Regions from separate parts of the Mus musculus genome. Here region 2 is linked to region 1. A link is a contact called in ENCODE Hi-C or POLR2A ChIA-PET data. All regions are on one chromosome and are shown on one strand. Each heading gives the region's core, a stretch centred on a gene start or an enhancer-like site at or near the end of the contact. The rest is flanking DNA. Distances are from core to core; before and after follow the strand shown.

What was found. A loop is a pair of places that touch in the nucleus more often than their neighbours do. ChIA-PET counts read pairs that join two places held with the same protein, here RNA polymerase II (POLR2A).
Region 2: a loop to region 1 is called in a map of T-helper 17 cell, with 1.8 times the contacts of the local background. The contact joins the enhancer-like site here to the promoter of 1700072O05Rik in region 1. A Hi-C loop is called at or near these places in 2 of 37 maps with a recorded cell type or tissue (T-helper 17 cell and heart). POLR2A ChIA-PET finds 5 or more read pairs at or near these places in 1 of 5 experiments (embryonic stem cell).

The regions. Positions count from the first base shown.
Region 1 is chr6:120,552,553-120,557,808 of GRCm38, reverse strand. It overlaps 1700072O05Rik (RIKEN cDNA 1700072O05 gene), which reads right to left and starts at 3,013. Exons shown (of 4, transcript NR_045733.1): 1 at 2,849-3,013.
Region 2 is chr6:120,641,124-120,646,281 of GRCm38, reverse strand. No RefSeq gene overlaps it. Among named protein-coding and RNA genes, the nearest start is that of Cecr2, 23 kb to the left of the region's middle. Within about 2 kb of position 1,786, at least 1 of the 3 ENCODE cell types and tissues checked has a DNase peak (open chromatin) inside an H3K27ac peak, as active enhancers do; it is heart, where a contact is called at or near this core.

The DNA of each region.
Region 1 (5,256 bases), core at 1,764-4,263:
GTTGATCTGGGGACAAGTAAAGGAATAAGCAACTAGGAAACAATTGGATAAAGTGAATGGGGTTTTACAGGGGAGGGTGGCAGAAGGGCCTCTGCCCCTTTATCTATAGAAGTCTGGTTCTCCATAGCTGGGGCTTACTTTTGTTGACCACTACAGTTGGTAGAGCTGTGTCAACTTTTTACTCTGAGAAAGTTTAGGGTCATCCCATAAGGGAAAAGGCCTGTCCTTAGCTGCTTTGGGCCTCTGACAGAACAGATCTACCCTGGGTAGTCTTAGAATACTTCCTTTGGGAACAGGTCTCTCTTTTCAGCTTGTAGCCATGCCAAGCTGGTATAGAAAAATACTAAGCATATTCCCTTCAAGATCTGAAGACCAGGGGCTGGTGAGATGGCTCAGTGGGTAAGGGCACCCGACTGCTCTTCCGAAGGTCTGAAGTTCAAATCCCAGCAACCACATGGTGGCTCACAACCACCCGTAATGAGATCTGGTGCCCTCTTCTGGTGTATCTGAAGACAACTACAGTGTACTTACATATAATAAATAAATAAATCTTTAAAAAAAAAAAAAAAAAAAAAAGATCTGAAGACCAAAGAAGCCCCAGTATCCTGGAAAATACTTGAGAGGAGGGGATGCAGAAGGTGGGTTGTTGGCCATCTGAAGAAAGAAAGAATCAGTGTTTATAGATCATTTATCTTTTTCCTCTGAGTTCGGGGTTCTCTGTGACTATATACATACGTACATCTATCTATCTATCTATCTATCTATCTATCTATCTATCTATCTGGTGACTTCATGTGAACCTTCTCCCCATTTTAACTGGTCAAATAAAGGCTAGAGCTTGTGATTGGGCAGTGGAAAGGAAAGGTGGGGGTGGAGGTTTTAGAGAGGGAGATGAGGAGATGGAGGAGACAGAGGAAGGCAGAGGAAGAGGAGTGGAAGGAAGATGGTGCAGAATCACGTGGCCTGGAGAAGCGTCATGTAACAAGGGATCTCGTAGCTGGGGAATACGGTACTGCAGTGGTAGATCTGCCCAATCTAGGCGTGAAGCTTATAAATATTACAACTGAATCGTGTGTTCTTTTCATGGGGTTATTGGGGTGGGGATTTACTGCAACACCTTACTCGTTCCCGTTCAGTTTATTTCCTTCACACAACCACCACCTTTCCATAGCAGCCAACTTCAGTGACAACCTTCCCTCATGCTTTCCTCTTCTCTAGCCCTACTGAGCCATCAGGAAGGATGGATCCCTTAAAGAAATGCCTGTTCTCACCTCTGTGGCCTCTCCCCATTCTTACTAACTGCCCCCACCCCCCCCCACACCCTGTTCTCTTCATTCCTCACAAGGGTTAGAATTCAGACCAGGCAGGCAGGTCACACCCATCTGCAGCTGCATCTCTCTGCACCCTCACAGTTGATTCTGCATACAGGCCCCAGGCTGATAACTCCATACTGTTAGAGGTTATCAGAACACATCCCACATAACGTCCGGTCCGTCCGTTAAGTTAATTAAATGAGTCTTCCCAGTTGGTGTTCTTCACATTCCTCTCAGGAGTTCAAGAACTGTCCCTCCCCCCACCACACCACATCCCAGTCCCAGTGCTGCCTTAGAGTCAGAGAGACAACCTGATTACAAGCTTGTAGTCTGGACAACTTGTCTACCTCCTGGCATGGGACCTCCCCCGATCTTTGAAAACCTGTGAGACAGCCCTTTCTGCTTGGCCATGTGAGCCTGAACTGTCTTCAAAGACTTTGTTATGCCGTTGTCTCTTTACCCACAGCATTAATAATCCCACATGTCTCTTATCCAAAAGGACATTCTGCCTCAGTGTTCCCTCTCAGTCCCAAACAGTAAAGCTTCGATTGACTCCGCTGTTGCACTTATGTTTGATACTTAAATCTTTGTCTTACAAAGGACCCACTTTTTCCAGTCTCCTTTAGACTAGCGTTCCTACTCCTGAGACTCCATGCCCAAGTCCTGGAGTAGTAGGTAAAGGTAATTCTGTGTTTTCTATACCATGCACCCTATCTGATTGTTCTGTCTACGTTGGCCCATACTTCCTATTGTCTCTATAATCAAGATGCCTGCAGTTATTTTTTTTTATTAAGTAGTTTAAGCTGTATGTTTCTGTACAGTGACTCCATTGAGCCATGCCTAAAGACTGGGCTGAGTATGTATATCATGGAACAGCCTGTTGGGCTTCTATTCTTGGGGGAAAGCATAGAATAAAATGACCTATTGTCACCATGCAATGTCTCCCTCCTCCCCCCTCCATTGCTCTTGATCAGAGCAGGACATTGAGGGAAACTTATCTGTCTCCTGAGGGAGGTGACAAAGCAGACATGGGTCAGGATGTGCACTAGTTTCTTTATGTTACTGTGATAAAAAACTATGACCCAAAAAAGCAACTTTTTTTTTCCTGAAAAAAAAAAAAAAAAAAAAAGCCAGAAAGGGGAATTTCAACCAGATGGTTTCACTGTGTAGCCCTGGCCATCCTGCAACTCATTCTGTAGATCAGGATAGCCCTAAACTCACAGAGCATTACCTGCCTCAGCCTCTAGTACTGGGAATGAGGGTGTGCCCCACCCTTGCCTGGCTCCAGACGCTTTTCTTGAGAGAAGGGTAGTACACTTCAGAGCAGCAGGAGGACAGGGGAGACCTCTGCCAGCCTATGCTCCGGAGCAACTGTAGTCCAGGAGCTTTCGAGTAATGCAGAGAGTAATTTCGAGTAATCCTGTCGCTTGCCTGTCACTCCAAGACCGTGGCCCTGGCAAAGCACAGACTCCGGAGAGCAAAACTAGATCCCACAGGCCCAGCACCAAGGGCAAAAGGGGATTGGTTGTGTTCACCTCAGCATCATGTGCTCTGAGTATGAGGATCAGAGCCATGCTAGATGCTTTTTCCCCAGCTGGCCGGGTCCGGTGTTTTAGCTTGAGGGTTATGGTGACGCACAGACCCAAAACTGCAGCAGGTGGAAGTCAGTTTTCTCACCCTTTCCAGGAGGTCCCCTGCCTGCGCTCTGGATTCTAGGCTTAGAGACTGGGAGAATCAGGTGAGTGAGTCACAAAGGGGAGGGATGTGAGTAGCGTGCGTGACAGCACAAACATAAAGCTCTTGCTGTCACCAACATGGCAGCAGGGAGCACGGTGTCTCAGTGGAAGGAGCATCCTGAGACATGGCAACCCAGGCACACACAGCCTCCTCAGCAGAGGGAAATGTTGCAGCTCCCAGGAGAGGTCTGTTATGGATCCTCTGTCGTATGCCCAGCCGAGCTCAGACGCCTCAGCTCTGCTCCTTCGCTTCTCTTCATTGCTTCTTTTACTCTTGTTCCAGGGGGTGGAGGGACAAATACAGGGATGACCACCTTCTGTTGCAGGGCAAAGGGCAAGGCAAGATGAGAAGGCAAAGGCAACACCCTAGGTTGTCTTCTGACCTCCACACGAATGCCAGGCTCAGCACACCTACATGTATACACATGAACCTATGTCTACACACCTAAAAATAAGTAATCAAGTAAGAGTTCAGACAGAACTTAAGAAACAATTTAAAAATCATGCCTGACAGTGGGTAATCCGAGCCTCCAGGAGGCTGAGGCAGGAGGACTGCCTGTCAGTTGAAGGCCAGCTTGTACCACAGTGAATTTCAGGCCAACCTGGCCTGCAGAACGAGATCTTGTTTATAAATAAATAAGCAAATAAATAAAACCAACAAAAATCCAGCACGCTGGTGATCTGGACCAGTGGTTAAAGAACACACTGTGCAAGCCTGGTGGTCTGAGTGTGTTCCATGGAGCACATAGTGTGGCCAACAACTCATGAATCACAGACCTGAGTTCTGGGGTTGGAGATTCTTCTCGGCAGCTATCACTGCTTAGATAACCTTGCAGAAGGCCATTGTGAATTATATAATATTCACTTCTGAGCTCTGTACTTCCTACTTAATTTACTTTCTGAGTTTTTAATGCACATCCGTCCAGGATGCAATCCTTCGGGGAGGAAATTTCTACTCAACGATGGCTTACCGCCCTTCTCTCAGGGCTGAGGAGGTGGCTCAGTGTGCAAGACATTCACCACATAAACTGAGGACCTGAGTTCAAATCCACAGTCACAGAAATCCAGACTTCCTCAGCTATGTCCTCAGCAGCAGTTTCCAGACATCCCCCCTCCCCAGCCCCCAGCAAGTTTCCAGCCCCCGACACCCAAGAATAGAATGTCTGTAGAGATGGACCCGACTTATAGCTGTAGCCTAGCCTACCCTGGAATTCCATAGTGTGCTTTAAATCAGACCTGTGAGCTCACTTGTGTCTCTCTTTCTATCTTGGTAATGGGACACCCCAGCATGCTGGACCTCTGCAGAATAAAATGCTCTTTGTGTTTACTTTTGTGAATCACAGACCCTTACAAGACTCTGACCTCAGAAGCAGGGCAACAGTCTCTTGCAAATTGGAAGTAATTTCCTTCAGGGATCTTCTGTGTGCATTAACTGACAAATAACATTGCATTTGTCACAATAAACGTTACAAATAACTTTTAAAGTCCCGTGAGAGCAGAGCTGGGGATGTAGCTCAGTGAGAAGACTGCCTGCCTGGGCCACACGCAGCCCTGAGTGGGATCCCCAGCAGGGCATAAGCCAGGTGTGACAGTGCGTGGATGTAACCCAGCACTGAGGGCCGGAAGAAGGATGCACGCCTGTTGACTGACTCTTGGAAGAGATTTTCTTGAGTTCAGCATTTATGATGGCATCACAGTTCATGTGCTAAAACTAGCTCCAAAGTAGCCCAGAAAAGAATTCATTAATAAACAGAAAGTCAGAACACTTTTTATTCACTATGTATTTTAAGATATATATTTGAGTATATATTTTAAAAATATAAACAAATACCCATATCTATCTATCTATCTGTCTATCTGTCTATCTATCTATCTGTCTGTCTATCTATCTATCTATCTATCTGTCTATCTGTCTATCTATCTATCTATCTATCTATCTATCTGTCTGTCTATCTATTTATCTATCTATCTATCTGTCTGTCTATCTTGGAGTCTCCATTTAAGAAAGTCTCTCTATATAGCCCTGGCTGTCCTACCTAGAACTTGCTTTGTTGGCCAGGCTGGTTCCAGACTCACAGACTCACAGAGATCTACCTGCCTTTGTCTCCTGAGTAGAGTATTAAAGGAATGTGAACAGCATCCAACTCCCTTGAGACAGGATCTCTCATGCCTGAAGTTTGTTCATAAGGCTTGACTTCCCTGTCCAG
Region 2 (5,158 bases), core at 537-3,036, 90 kb before region 1:
CATCCAGAGCTGTGCCACCACACCTGGCTTTATGTGTGGATGCTGGATACATGCACACAGAGCCCCCTGCCCTCATTGGCTAAATTATCTACCAGCTAAATTATCTCCTCAACCTCATGGTTTTATTCTTTTAAGACAGAATCAAATGGAGCTTAGGCTATCCTTGAACCCTGGTTCCTCTTGGCTCTACCTCACCAGAGCTGGGATATCAAAAGCGCGTGCGCGCGCGCGCACACACACACACACACACACACACACACATCTCACATGTTTTTTTATTTTTTATTTTTAAACATGTTTTTGTAAACTGGATCTAAACAGACTGGGCATTGCGACACACTCCTTTGATCTCAGGGCTTGGGAGGCAGAGGCTGGTGGGTCTCTGTGAGTTCTAGGCCAGCCAAGGCAACATGGGTATATAGTAAGAGTTTGTTTCAAAAACAATAACTAAAATAAATTTAATTATACTTAACCAAGTCATAAAATCATACAGATTCACAGAGTACCCAATGATACATGTGTGTGTTTTATGTAGCATTTCTGTGTTTTTTTTTTACCACTATTGTGTATGTGTCTGTGTGTGTGCACACTCACACTCACCACAGCATGGGTGTGGGGGTCAGAGGACGACGTGCAGGAGTTGGGAGTTTTCCTTGCACTGCGTTGGACCTGGGAATCCAGCTTGCTTGCCTGTGAGTGCCTTCACCTGCTAGACCAGCCCCCTGCCCACTGCCTCTCCCCCCTCCGATCCTTCCTCCTCCTCTTCTTTCTCCTCTTCACACTTATTGTGCAAATATTTTAATTAAAACATCTATATCCTCAAACGTTTATCATTCCTTGATGATAGATGTGTCCAAACTCTTTTTTTTTCTAGCTTTGTGAGATGAATAGTACATTATCAGCAGCTAAACTAATTCATAGTTTTAGAAAATTGCCCAGTTCTGAAGAATCCAAAGGAAGTTCTCACGGGTTGAAGTCAGAAAGATTAGACCCTGGGAGGTCCTTTCTTAGATTTATTTTTATTATAATTTTAAATGATGTGTATGTATCTGTATGTGGCTATGTGTGCATGAATTCCGTGCCTGTGGAGCCAGAGGGCATCAGATGTCCTGGAGCTGGAGTCAAAGGCGGTTGTGAGTCACCTGATGTGGTACTGGAAACTGAACCACAAGCTCAGAGATCCAACTGCCTCTACCTCCCAGTCCCAGGATTACAGTCACGCTCCACCACCACCCTGCTAAAAACCCTTCGTTTTCTTTCACGGCTAGATATATTTCAACAGATGTTTTGTTTTTAATGGGGTCCAAAAACCACAGGATAAAACCTACATTCTGGTCCCTAGAGAACAGCCACCCAGTGGGAGTGGTTGCATAATGGCGGAGTTCCAGAATTCAAGAACTGGAATTAGAACAGAGCTAAGGCAAACGCGGAAATTTTCACGTAAAACACGAAGGAGGAGAAAAATGTCTTTTCCTCTGGATAAGGGGGAGACTGGAGGATATTTAGGTGTCGGAGGAGGTGAACAAAAAGCGCCATAAGTCTTTTCAAGACTCTGGGTGTTCTTGGATGCATCCGTGCAAGGCCCCTACCTCACCCCCCTCACAGGGCACAGGCCACCCCTAGCCCGGCTCAGCGTCTATTGTGAAGGCCTACTTCCTGGGAGGGCGCAGAGGAAGCTGGGTCGCATGCTGGGCTTTGCCGTGTGGAGTTTCCCGTGTTTGTTTTCCATCAGTGTTCTTCAGGAGAGTTCTAGTAAATTCTCACCGCTCCCCACCGTGTTCAGGAGAAAAAGGAAGCCCTGGTGTTTTTCCACACTTGGGCCAGCGCATGGAGAGGAGCCTAGAGGCCTGGCTGCAGCTAGTCAACACAGAGTGACCTAGCTCTCAGGTGTGCTAATTAAGGGAGCTCCCAACACCCCGGGATGCTTCTGTGACCTCACCAAGGGCTGCCGCCTCCCGCATCCTTGGGGAACAGAAGCCATCTGAAGATCCACTCCACTAATAATGTCAGACCCATTGAGTTATTCATTCCCTCAGCACAGGGGCCTAGAGCGGAGCCCCGTTTTATTAATTTATTTGAATAAGGAAATGGAATTTGGGAGTTCATACTATCTTAAAAACAGTCATGACGTAGGTAGCACTCAGAAGCTGAGGCAGGAGGATTTTGAGTTTGAGGCCAGTTAACATAATACAATCCTGTCTCAGTAGCTACAGAAACAGAAGAGCCGGCTCAGCAGCTAAGAGCATTTAATGCTCTGAGAACCTAGATTTTGGTTCCCACGTTGCGCGTGGTTGATCATCTGTAACTCCAGTTCCAGAGAACCCTAAGCCCTCTTCTGACAGCCTGAGGTCCCCGGCGACTCAGGGAGGCAATTTCCTGCCTCAGACTCCAAAGGACAAAGATGTCTCTCATTAAAAAAAACAAAACAAAACAAAAAACTGGCTACTTTGATTTTTATAGTTATCTAAGTTTTATGTTGATAAGACTCACAGGACTAAGATGCCTAGTTTACATTTAAAAATAATTTTAAAAAGGCTACTTCTCTGATTTTCATAGGTAACTAAGTTTTATATTGATAACATTTGATATGGAGACTAGAGCGTATAGCTAAGTCGTCGGACCCTTGCCTGCCCTGTTTAGGGCCTAGCTGAAGTCTACAGCACTCCCAAGTCATTCAATGTTGTTTTTCTAAAGCTTCCTATTCTTTCCCTTTCTTTCTTTAAAACAAACAGACAAACCAACAAAGCCTTTGTTTTTAACTCCTGTGTATCTGCCTGGAAATAAGTGTTCATGAGGCCTGGTGCCCTTGGAGACCAAAGGTGTCAGATCCCCAACCTGGAGCTGTAAATGGTGGTGGCCTGGCTGATGTGAGTGCCAGGAAGTGAACTTGGGTCCTCTGCCAGGGCCTTCATCATCGAGCCACTTTCTAGCACCTGCTTTAATTGTCATTTAATATTTAATAATTATCAATTAATTAATTAATTTTAGTTTTTTGAGACCAAAGTTTTTCTGTGTAGGCCTAGTTGTCCTGAAACTCACTATGTAGACCAGGCTGTCCTCAAACCTGGAGATTCTACTGCTGCTGCCTGCCAGGGCTGGGATTAAAGCTATGTGCCACCTTGCCCGGCTTATTTATTTTTGAGGCAAAGTCTCATATAGCCCAGTACGATGACCTTGAACTCCTGGAACTTATGTCAGTTATGTGCAGCCCTGCCTAAGGCTATAAATCTGACTTTTTCAAACACTCAGGCTTATCTACCTTGGCTAGCTCTGGTGGCTTGGATGGCTTTAATCCCAACACTCTAGAAGCAGAAGCAGTTTATAAGTTCAAGGACTGCCTGGTCTATATCATGAGTTTTATGATAGTCAGAGCTCTATAGTAAGGCCTTGTCTAAGAAACTAAACCAACCTGGGCTCAGCAGTTAAGAGCTGTGCTCTTCCAGAGGTTCACAGTTCAATCCTAGCAACCTCATGGCAGCTCACAACCATCTGTAACTCCGGTTCTTCTAGAGTCTCTCTCTCTCTCTCTCTCTCTCTCTCTCTCTCTCTCTCTCTCTCTCTCTCTCTCACACACACACACACACACACACACACACACACACACACACACACACACACAGTATACTTATACTTATTCAGTCTTTAAAAACAAACAAAATCTGTCAGTGGGGGAGCACACCTTACCTTAATCCCAGCACTTAGGAGGCAGGGCAGATAGATCTCTGAGCTGGAGGCCAGCCTTGTCTACAAAACAAGTTCCAGGACAGCCAGGGCTACACAGAGAAACCCTGTCTTGAAAAAAAAAATCTAAATAAATAAGTTCATTCATTTAAAATGTGAGCAGAAGACGTATACACTGGTTAGATAACCCTGTGTATTGCCTGGCATCTCTGTGCATCTGTAGTACCCAGAATTGGCATTCTTTACAGAAGCTGCCTGGGTGTTTCAGTATGGCCAGAGAAGCTTGGTTATCCTTCAAAGACAAGGAACAAGTCAAGGCTGGTTACCCTTTGGGCTTGTGCCCACCACAGGGAGCTGAGTCAATGGTACAAGTTGTTTGTCCACAGCCTTTCACCCTTTGCCAGCCCAGGCTGCCCTCCGTAGTTACAGCAACGTACCACGCTGGTCTACTCGCAGCTCCCAGCTCTTAGAGTTGCTGTCATCCTGCTTTGGAGAGGCGGTTGGGCATAAAGTCATCATTTAGTCATCCTCCACTTCTCCCTGAGGGAGTCCAGTTGCAAAACATCGTAGTCTTAGGCAGGTGAACTGGCTGCATTCTTCCGCCTTTCTTGGTAGCGATCCCGCCTTGTTTATTAAGTATGACTCAAGAATGACGTCGGGGGAACTGTTAACAAAATTAGATAGGAGATCCAATGAAAGCAGAAACCACAGACACACAAAGCCTAATTTTGTCTCTGTGGCTCTCTCAGAGCCTTCATCTTGTATTGGTGGGCCCACGTTCACTTGGAAGCCATATCCAAACTTCGTGGAGTCATTTTTCTCCTTTGGACCTAATGTGCGTTTTAGGGCTTGAACTCAGGCAAGCATCTGTATCCACTAAGCCAACTTGTTGGTCCTTGGTGGGTCTTTAATGTGGTCTGGAATTGTGTTTAAGCTATTGTGACCAAATACTAGATGTATCTGTGATTCCCCAGAGAGCCTTATTCATGCCAGCCAAGCTACCTGTCCCTCAGTGTGGTGGTTTGAATGAGAATGGGCCTCCTGGGCTTCTATGGCTGTATGCTTGTTCCCTTGTTGGTGTGAGAAAGTATATCACTGGGCTCAGGCTCTGAGGTTTCTTTCTTTTTTTGTTTTGTTTTGTTTTTTGGTTTTTGGTTTTTTTGGTTTTTGTTTATTGGAGACAGGGTTTCCTCTGTGTAGCCCTGGCTGTCCTAAAACTCACTCTGTAGACCAGGCTGGCCTCAAACTAAGAAATCTACCTGCCTCTGCCTCCCAAGTGCTGGGATTAAGGGTGTGCACTACCACTGCCTGGCCAACTCTGAGGTTTCAAAAGCCCATGGCATTCCCATTTAGGTGTCTCTGCCTCTTGCTTGTGGGTCAAGTATAAGCTCTCAGCTATGGCTCCAGTGCCATAGCTGCCTGTTGTCATGTTCCCTGCCATGATGGTCATTTATTTGGTGTATGTGTATGAGAGTAT